2 separate regions of the Homo sapiens genome follow, and region 1 is linked to region 2. A link is a contact called in ENCODE Hi-C or POLR2A ChIA-PET data. All regions are on one chromosome and are shown on one strand. The core of a region is the stretch at or near the end of the contact, and the rest is flanking DNA. Distances in the headings are between cores, read along the strand shown.

Region 1 (5,487 bases), core at 956-3,455, 34 kb before region 2:
TCACATACATTATCTCATTGAATACTCAGATAGCCTGATGATTTCATAATTGTAAGAACTGAGACAGACAGGGCCTGAGGTAGCACACCAGTTAAGTCATGGAGCCTGGATTCACTCCCAGTCCAAGGATCCCAGCTCATTCTCCTCAGGCAACACTGTTTCCTTCCACTGCCGCCTTGGATGGCCACGCCCATGAGGTGGCCGGGACAGGGGCCATGCCTCATGTAACACAGGAGGACACTAAGGTACAGTGAGGCCAAGGACCCTGCTGCTGAGCAGCAGCTCAGCTGGAATCAGCATCGGTGGCTGGCATGAGGCTCACGGGTCCTGGGGCTCTCACTGTGCAGGCAGCTGGCCTAAGGAAGATTCCCAGCATTTCCCTGGCCTAGCTGCCCAGAGCTTTCCCCACTGAATCCAGACTGCTGGCTCTATCCCAGGATTCAGATTCAACCATCCTTTCCTGGGCATCTCCTGGTGAAGGGCAGAAACAGCTACTGGGTCTAATGAGTCTTAACACACACAGATACCAAAGAGAGCAAGTGCAGGTCTTCTCCATTAACTAACAAATCCACCAGTGATTAACACAGTCCCTGGCCTCAGGGAGTGAATACTGATGGAGAAACGTCAGCGCAGGCCCCTGAAAAGACTCACTCTCTCATTCCACACTGGCCTAAGTCACTCCTGCGCCTCCCCAAACATTCCTGGTTCACCCCTATTCTGTCACATGGGAGGACGGCATTTCCCAGCCTCTTTGAGGTTGGGTGGGGCCGTGTGACTAGTTCCAACCAATGACTGTGAGCGGAATTAACACCTCTCTCTCTGGCTGCAGCAGTTAATTGCCAGCGTAAGTCTCTCCACAGCGTGCTTTCCCTCTGTCACTTGGCTGGCAGCATTCTACATGACAGCTTTTAGTCTGGGACCAGAGGGGAGCAGAGGTCCCTCTTGACCCACAATGGACGTGTAGTGTGAACAAGAAATAAACTGCTGTGGTTTTGAGCTACTAAGATATCTTGTACCTTTCAGGATCTTTTGTTACTGCAGCATAACCTGGCCCCACCTTGACAGCTGCAGCACCAGTGTCAACATTACCACTCCCAGAAACCAATACTTTGTTTGGTATTACAGAGTGGAAGCAGGGAACATGGAGACATAAATCAGGCAGGTCCTGGAGCCCCAATCTCTAGGGGTTTCCACTTTCATGGAAGAGGCAGGCACAGACAGGGCCCCTCTAATCTAAAAAGAAAGTAGAAAGTGCACCAACTGAGGAGCAGGGTAGAAACAGCCCACTCTCACCAGAAGAGATCAAGGAAGTCTTCTGGGAGGAGGTGGCACTGGAGTTGGCCTCGAAGGATAGGTTGGATTTGGGCAAGTGGAAATGGGGGAAGGCATTCCTGGGAGAGGCAACAGCATACACAAAGTACAGGAAGAGCAGACTACACTGGAATGAAAGGTCTGGGAAGACCAGAAGCAAGAAATGGGGCTAGAAGGTTCAGGTTATGGAGGCTCTTAATGCTCTGGCCTCGACTCTAGAGACAGTAGGGAGTCCCAGGGTATAAGCAGGGGAGCAACATGGTCGGTGTTCTGTTTTGGCCAAGGCCTCCTGGCAGCCAGGGCAGGGGGCAGGCAAGCTGCAAAAGCATGGCTGTTAGCAGGATGCTGCCATGACCCAGGTGGGGCTGAGATGGCCACAACCAGCAGGGAACAGCTGGCAAAGGGAGTTTAAGGATGATTCTCAACAACTGGGAAGAAAAGGCACCAGGACTTGAGTCTAAACTTGCAGAAACGAGGCCATGGTGCCGCATACAGGATGTGCGCCAGGAAGATGGAGGTGCTTGGAAGTCAGTAGGAGGTGAGCCAGAGCTGGACCAGGAAGGCAGCAGAGGCTTGGACAGCAGCAGCACTTCTAAGAACACACTGAGCCTTGGAAACATGGAGTAGGGAGTGGAGGGAAGCAGAAATCTGGAGCCAGACCAGGCAAGGCCTCCACGCCAGGAATGAGGACTTTATGTCACAGACCAGGGGTTGCAAACTTGTGCCCACAGGGACTCTGACCCACAGACATGTTTTGTTTGGCAGATTTCAAAAGGTCAATTGGTTGCAACATTTAAAGCCAAAAGAATTCCCATCAAAATGTTCATTTCTGGCGTGTGATTTGTCCAGAGATGTGGCAACGCTGAGCCGTATCCCCACCCAGCAACCGTCAGTGCAGCAGCTGAGCAGCAGCCGCCCTCCACACACGCGGCGTGCCTTCTCTAACTGGACATGGTCCCCACCACCTGTCCTGTTGGCTCATCTCTATTTATGCTAAATAAACATATTTGTTGGGCCTCATGGGCATTTGAGTCTGTGAACCTGGCAGCAGTGCAGGGGGCCCCTGAGGGGTATCCCTGGTGCATGCTGGAGACCGGAGGGAGAGAAATTGTTGCTAAGATGTGAGTTTCCACAGAGCTCCTCTGGGCCTGGCCCAGGCCAGAAGAGGCAGGGGAAGTGCCATCTGTCACTGATCCAATCCTGATGGGGTACTGCTCTGAGCAGCACCGGCACTGGGATCTCCAGCAGAGAGGCATTTAGGACACCGAGCAGTAAGGGCTGTGGGAGACCCCCCAGGGGTATGGGAGCCCTGAGACAGACAAAGGGATTCACTGGGCCCCCGGAAGGTTCCAGGCATTTGACTTAAACAGGGTATTGATGGATGGATAGGGTTCTGCTGCCCAGCAGAAACAGAAGCGCTCTCCAGCCGGAAACTGCACAAGCAAAGGCAAGTCTAAGAAGCTGAGATCTCTCCCTGAATGCAGAGGGAAGCCAGCAAAGGTTCTCTCAGCCAGGAAGGGGGCAGAGGCGCCAGGCCGCTTTTCCCCAGGACTCTGACTCCATGTTCCCACCCTGGTCTCCACCCTGACCACAGACGCTGGGCACTCACCAAGGGTCTGCTGGTTGCGGACGCCGCCGATCACCACGCAGATCTCGGCAGGCACGTCGCTGGTCCCATCCTTGCTGACCGCCTTCTTCTCCTCCTTGGCCTCGCCCTGCCAGATCACCTCCTGGATGTAGTCATCGGGCAGCTCTGTCTTCACCTTCACCTCCGTCATCGTTCCTTGCTCGGCACTCAGCGAGGCCTCGGCTGGCACTGGCTCTGGGCCCTCCACCTTGGTGCTCTTCTGGCTGCGCTTCAAGCGCTCCCTGGGAAAGAAGAAACTCCGTTCAATACCTTCTTCCTCCAGATCAACACAGGAGCCCACCAGCCCATGGCACCACAGGGACATGCCAGGCTGTGTGCATAGTGAATTCTAGGGCCCCCGGCCCCCTTAGCCTCCCACACAACCCCCACGGCTACCCCTGAGGCTCTTCCAGGGAACCCTGAGGCTTCAAGGAACACAGTTTGAAAACCATTGAGCAAGAAAGCCTCCAACTCCACCCATTTTACAGTTGGGGAAGCTGAGGTCTCAAGAGGTCTAGATGTGCCCAGTTGCCTCACTTGCCACTTATTTGTTTGCACTTATCATAACTGGAGTTACAAGTGACCTAAAAGGGCACCTCCAGCTGGCTGAAATCAGTACTTAGACCTCAGTGTGCATACAGATCAGCTGGGGGGGATCTTGAAAAAAAATGCAGATTCTGGCTCAGCTGTTCTGGGGTAGGGCCTGAGATTCTGCATTTCTTTTCCTTTTTAGAGATGGGTCTCACTATGTTGCGCAGGCAGAACACAAACAAACTCCTGGGCTCAAGCGACCCTCCCACCTCGGCCTCCCGAGTGGTTGGGACTCCAGGCACCATGCCACCATGCCTCACTCAGAGATTCTGCATTTCTAACAAGCTCTCTCAGGTGGGGCCAGGGCTGCTGGGCCTCAAACTACGCTTTGGGCGGTAAGGGTTTCGTGCTTTGATGTACGCGATATCCAGTGCTGTTCCCTTCGTTCCTAGGCAAGAAGGCTTGGGATCTTGTCCAGGCTCTTCCCCGCTCCTGCTTTACAAACGGGAAACTCCAATTCAAAAAGACTCACTAGGTTGAGATGTCATGGAGCCAACACTGTGGCATGGAGGGGGCTCTTTAAACATCGGAAAACATCCTCGAGGTAATGATGTCAGTTCTGAAGAGGGCAGGGCGTGGGTCACTCAACGTCCCTCATGAGGGGGACACTAAGGACTAAAGCAGAGCTGTGACTTGCTCAGGCCAGACATAAAATTGGGGACAGGCCAAGGCAGGAAGCCAGGTCCCTGCCATCCACTCCTGAAGCATCCTCCTTTCAACACAGCTGTCCATGTTATCATCCTAAGGGCCCCACATCCTTCTGACAAGGGAAGCATCCCCATGACTGTTGTCTGTGAGGTGGGGAAGCTGAGGCTTGCACATACTGGGAAATCGAGTCATGTTCCAGGCCCAGAGACACTGCCCTGGCCATGCTAGCCTCTCCACTGTGCCAGAGGAGAGCATGGTCTGTGAATTTCAAGGCCCAGACTCAAAACAGAGAATGCCAGCATTCCAACTGCAGCACAGCAGGGCCACTGGACTGGGACTCAGGGACCCAGGCTCCAGTCCTCCATCTACAATGGGCTTGCTGTGTGGCCTTGGGCAAGACTTTTCTCTTCTTTGGGTTTCAACAGCCCTGTTTATCACAGGAGCATGGGTTTAATCACATCTGCTGTCCTTCCCAGCTTCAGCTTTCATCCAAGGTGGAGAAAGGTTGGGAAACTGAGCAAAGATAGAGAGGGGAGCCCCCAGCTAATGAGGAGAGGACAGAGGAAGGCCATGGGGAGGTGCTATGGACTGAACTATGTGCCCCCAATTCAGATGGTGAAGCCCTAACCCCCAGTGTGACTGGATCTGAAGAAAGGGTCTTTGGGAGGTTAAGTGTGGTTAAATGAGGTCACACTGGAGGGGCCTTCATGAGGGGATTGGTGGCTTTGTAAGAAGGGAAAGAGATTGCTCTCTCCCCCACGTGAGGACACAGTGACAGGGCGACCCTCTACAGCCAGGAGGCAGCCCTCACCAGAACCCAACCGTGCTGGCAACCTAATCACAACCTCCAGCCTCCAGAACTGTGAGAAAATACATTTCTGTTGTTTAATTAAGCCTATGGCATTAGGCATGGCATCCCACAGCATTCTGTTAACAGCAGCCCAAGATGACTCATACAGGAGGCCAGGACTCAGATGGACGGAACACGAGTGCAAGGGCATGCTGGGAAAACCAGTCAGGAGCAAGGGCTATCGCGCCAACCACTTCCTCGCTGTGGGCCTCAAGCCAGCCACCTAACCTCTGAGCCTTGGTTTCGCCGTCTGCAAAATGGAGGTAACAGGGTTGTCATGCAGATTTTAATCAACGAACACATGGAAAGTACTCAGCACAGCGCCTGGCCTGGAACTGCTCTCAAGACATGGTCACCACGACCATTGTTAATAATGACACACTGTTAGAGCTTCTTTGGCACCCAGGGGCGCCTCCTCCTCATGTGTCTGTCCCATCAGGGCCACCAGACACTGTCTGAG
Region 2 (4,999 bases), core at 810-3,309:
AAAAATCCCCCCATCCCACGGCTGTTGGGTGGATGAAGTGATAGAGAGTCTATAATATTCTCAGCCAGTGCTAACAACACTACATGAGCCACAGATCTGGATGATGTCATTAAGATTACATTGATGGTGGTAAGTAAAATTAATATACTTTTTAAAAAGCCAAACACATTCTGATCTCTCCGGCCGGCGGGATTTATTTGGCACAGTAGTTCCCAGCATAGTATCTACAGGCAGATGGGTTGGGTTCAAGCCCTGGCTCCACCACTTACATACTATGTGTCACTGGGTAAGTCATTTAACCTTTGTGACTCAGTTTCTTCATCTGTCAAATGCAGATAATAACAGTACTGACCTCACAAGGTGACTGAGGACCAAATCAGTTCATAATACATAAAACTCTCAGAACTGCGTCTGACACTTACTAAGCAGTATATAAGTACTACCTATATAAATCATTACTTTTTATAAAATGATTTATTAGTAGTTAACTTTAGCTATAATTACTACCACTTATTAAAATTTGGGCAAGTCTTAATTCTGAAACTTGCTAAGGCTGTCTCACTGCCTAGACGACAGTCTACTCTAACCACCTCTAGGAAGCCTTCCCTGACCACAGGACAACATCCTAGAGCACCAAGAAGGTGCCTGAGCACACCTAAGAACATCGCCACTCTGCAGCCTTGCTCCCCACCAAACTGTAGTTTCCGTGAGGGTGGCCTGCTGTTTTCAGCTTCTCTGTGGCTCCATAGTACCTAGGCCTAAGGATGTGTTACGTCAAGATGAGGCTTCATAAAAGTCAGTCAACTGGTTTAAAACATAAAGGAATTGTAGTTCCAATAGTCAGAGAGCCAGAGTGGTGAATGGGGTCCAAGGAATCATTTCATCTAGTTTAAGAATGGCCTGTTCTAACCATTTAGTAGTGGCTGCCTGGGACCATGTGTTGAGAAAGATTCTGAGGTCACAGCAGAGCTCGGTTAGAAAGAGTGCTGTGATTGATTACTAATGTCTGCAGTGAGTATGGTAAAGTTGGGGATGGAAGCATGCTTGCCCCCTCTAATCTAGTCCAATGCTCTTCTTTTTTTTTTTTTTTTTTTTTTTTTTTTTTGAGACAGAGTTTAACTCTCGTTGCCCAGGCTGGTGTGCAGTGGCACAATTTTGGCTCACTGCAACCTCTGCCTCCCGGGTTCAAGCAATTCTCCTGCCTCAGCCTCCCGAGTAGCTGGGATTACAGGCGTGAGCCACCACTCCCAGCTATTTTTTTGTATTTAGTAGAGATGGGGTTTCACCATGTTGGTCAGGTTGGTCTCGAACTACTGACCTCAGGTGATCCACCCGCTTCGGCCTCCCAAAGTGCTGGGATGCTCCTCTTTTACAGACAGAGAAACTGAGGCCTCCTGACCCCCAAAGCACCCTTCTTCCGGTCACATTTTCATTTGCAAACCTATTCCCACATAGAAGAAAGAAGCTGAGGGCTTTTAAAATATGTAGTAAAAAGAGACATCAAAGAAGAAAGAAGACCAGAGACAGAAGAAATATACATAGAAAAAAATATGTGTAAAGTGCAGGGCTTACTTTTGCTGTGAAAGAGAAATAATTACAGAAGGGCAAAGTAGATGTTCTAAGTAAGACTTTTTTTTTTAAAGAGAGAAAAGTCTGGAACACATGCTCAAACTCAAAGTAGAAATCTTACAAATTCCTATTGCAAAATAACTCCTGGTCAGCCAACCACAATCTCTATAAATATATCACAAGATCAACAGCCCAGGAAAATAGGGGGAGGGGGAGAACAACTGCATGAATTTTTTTCAAAATCAAAATAGTATACGCAAAATAGTTCCTCTCACAGCTGGAAAGGAAGGAATCACTCATATTCCTACAAAATGAGAGGCCCATGAAGAAATGAAAGATTGTAATTCTGCACATCCCAATGGGTGCCTGCTGAGAAATCTAGACAACCAGACTATTTTGAAATTATTCTACAATTCTGTTTTCTTTGCAGTGTGGGGGTGGGGTGTGGAAATCTGGTACCTTGAATTCATTAGGGCAGTCATGAGCTTACAGTGACTTCCACGGGGTGAGTCAGGGTGGCAACAGCCAGTCAAACTCTCTAAGGGGTCTGATTTGGGAATAGCCTTCAGGGTCCAGGATAGACAAAAAAAAAAAAAAAAGAGAAGTCACTCTAGGCCCTTTAAATGGAGGCAATTTAATATAAGGATTTGAGAACACAGGTGATGAGTGAATAGAGAAGGCAAACAGGAGACAGATAGAAAACCAGGCATATCAGCATATGGGAGAGCTGCTGCTACCACCCATAGCCCTGGAGAGATAAAAGGGATGAAATGGTGTTATCAGAAACTGGGGCTGTCCAGCAAGAAGTAAAATTATGGAAAAGGCTGCCCACTGGGAGTGGACCATAGAGGGAAGGGCTGGAGCTAAACAGAAAACACCACCAGAGGGAGAGAATGGGTGAGAAGAAGTACCCCAGGCTTCTCCCTCCCTTTTCACATTCCAGTCTTCCTGATGAGCATCCTACTGGTTAAACTTTTGAAGGCCAGAGAGCAAGAGCACCTAGGAAATGCAATCCCTTGCAATACAGAGCACAGCAGGGAAAAGGAAGGCATGGAACTGAGGTCAAACCAACAGATCAGTTCAGATAGGAAACTCCAGAAGTGCAGGATCCACCTGAAGACACTGCCCTGCAGAGCTAACCAAAGAGTCCACCTGAGTCCAGTCCCCCATTTGGACTCCAGCCTCCTCATCAGCAAGAACTGCCTTGTCTTGAACTGCACCATGCTCTGCACTATCCAGTGGAATCACAGCTTGGAGTTTAAAGAACTCTGGAAGTCTGGGAAATGGATGCCTGGCCACACAGCCCAGTCCCCCAACATGTAGGTTGCTTGGGTATCCTTCTAGCATATTGTAACTCCAGTGTTGCTGAGAGAAGTACGGAAAACTCATCATGTGAAAGGGTAATGCTCTCCTCAACCCCCTGCCCAGAAGACCCAAGCACCCAGTGGACACTCTAGAAGCATCCCTTGACCAGACCTATAGGGATGACGATCAGAGGCTCTGGGGACCACAGTATGACACCAGCTGGGCTAGGGGAAACCCACTCCTAGAGCCCTAGAACTTTCCACATTCAAGGACACTCCAGAGGCACGCAGGACATCTTTGCTCTTTGCTGAACAGTATCATAAAAGGCAAATGCATTCCTACCCCACATAGACTCAACCCCCAGAACCTCTTTGTCCTAGTTGTTGCTAAAGGCTTCATTTAACTACATTCTGCAAAGAAAGGAAGGGCCCTTCCCCTTCCTTTTGGGTTCCATTCCCACCTCCTCCAGGCCACAGGGGCAATCTCCCTCCCCTGTTTTCTTAAAGCACTTATTGCCTGGACTATTCAAAAGATATTGATCAACTGGCTGCTATACTCAGTCATCTTTTTATTACCTGTCTTCACAGCTGGACATCCATCTTTCCCAGGCAGGGGCTGTGCCTCTGGATTCCCCAGTGCCCACCAGACAGCCCAGCACAGAGAGTGTGTCTACATAGCATCCTTAAAGGGGAAGATGACTCAGGTTCCCGGAAGCCTGAGTCTGGAGTGAGGCAGGAATAACATATTCTATCAATCCCCCACATACATTTGTTTAGTGATTTTTTATATCCATTACTTCATTTAATTCTTCACAAGGTAGGAGTCATGATTTCCGTTACAGAGAGGAAGAAGCAGAGGTTAACTGGCTGAAGTGACAAGAACAGAATCAAACTCTCTATATATAACTTTACATAAAGTTTACACTAACAAATACCACATGCACGTATACAATATCCCTAAAAGCACTTGGCCTGGATGGCTCAAAATTGAATGATACTTTCCTCTTTCCTGCTTCGCTTTCCATTATTACCACTTTTGAGGAAAAATTCATTATACTTTCAAATACTCATGCTGTACATCTATAGAGGCAGGTATTAGGATGAGGTGATTTCCTAGGGTTCCATGCTACTCCTGATTGAAGAAGACTGTGACTCTACAAAGACCTGCTTTTAACCATCTCTCCCGAGGATAGGCCTGGGTACACACCCCTTCAATGGGAAGTTCAACACTTAGGGCATCCAAGCTCCACCTGGGAGCCGAACAGGGTGACCTCGAAGTACGTTCACGTACTGAGATTTTCTCTTTCTAAGAGGCTCTTGGGGAAAGTCATCTTTAAGCCGATTGCCTTTTTAATACAGTAGACCCTGGGAGCAGAGTTTTTATATTGCATGTAGTTGCAACCACAATAGATATATGACTGCTAGTATGTATTAAGATACTATTATGTGCCAGCAACTCTAAAAGGCTCATTAAATGTGTCTGATCTCATCCAACATCCTCATTAACTAGAGATTATTCATCTACTTTCCAACAGGGGAAACTGATGTCCTGAGATGTGCCTTGCTGTTTTAGGGAATGGAATTCAATTGAGAATGTTTGTAGGTGAGCAGTCCAACTGCATGGCAAGTCTGGAATGTGAATGTGGGTCAGGCATCCTTAGTAAACCATTTTGTCCTCACCACTTAGTGTGTGGTAGAACATACTACTGTCACTTTCCTGAGACTTCTCAGAGTTCCTAAAACTACCATGATTTTATAGATTAAAAAAATAAGTTTCAGAGAGGTGAAGACATTTATCCAAAATCATACAGCTAGTTAGCAGCAGGGCCTGGACTTGAACCCAAGCTTATCTGGCCCCAAGGCCCATCACTCAACCATCATGCCATCCCTAACTCCCCCAAAAGGGAATGCAATGAGAGGACTATGAGGAGTCAGACTGCACCCCCAAACAAGGAAATACATTCAGAGTCACAGTCAGAGTTAGTCCTGAGGCGGTATGCTTCCCATGAGAGGCTGTCATCAGGGGGTGGACAGACACCCAGTGGGGAAAAAAATCAATCATTTTGAGCAAAAGGACAGATCAGCTACTCAGTGTGCAGGGAAGGGGTGGTAAAAGGTGGTATTCC

The links. Hi-C counts contacts between places; a loop is a spot of excess contacts on that map. ChIA-PET counts read pairs that join two places held with the same protein, here RNA polymerase II (POLR2A). Pooled maps may share reads with other maps.
Region 1: a loop to region 2 is called in a map of ascending aorta, with 5 times the contacts of the local background. The contact joins two enhancer-like sites. A Hi-C loop is called at or near these places in 4 of 168 maps with a recorded cell type or tissue (aorta, ascending aorta and esophagus squamous epithelium) and 4 of 50 pooled maps. POLR2A ChIA-PET finds 5 or more read pairs at or near these places in 1 of 52 experiments (activated T-cell).

Annotation. Positions count from the first base shown.
Region 1 is chr9:113,986,014-113,991,500 of GRCh38, reverse strand. It overlaps ZNF618 (zinc finger protein 618), which reads right to left. Exons shown (of 15, transcript NM_001318042.2): 3 at 2,921-3,180. Among named protein-coding and RNA genes, the nearest start is that of AMBP, 90 kb to the left of the region's middle. RefSeq lists enhancers at 1,743-2,243, 5,058-5,352. Within about 2 kb of position 2,205, at least 5 of the 41 ENCODE cell types and tissues checked have a DNase peak (open chromatin) inside an H3K27ac peak, as active enhancers do; they include ascending aorta, where a contact is called at or near this core.
Region 2 is chr9:113,952,316-113,957,314 of GRCh38, reverse strand. The region is part of intron 1 of ZNF618 (zinc finger protein 618); the gene reads right to left. Among named protein-coding and RNA genes, the nearest start is that of ZNF618, 79 kb to the right of the region's middle. Within about 2 kb of position 2,059, at least 5 of the 41 ENCODE cell types and tissues checked have a DNase peak (open chromatin) inside an H3K27ac peak, as active enhancers do; they include ascending aorta, where a contact is called at or near this core.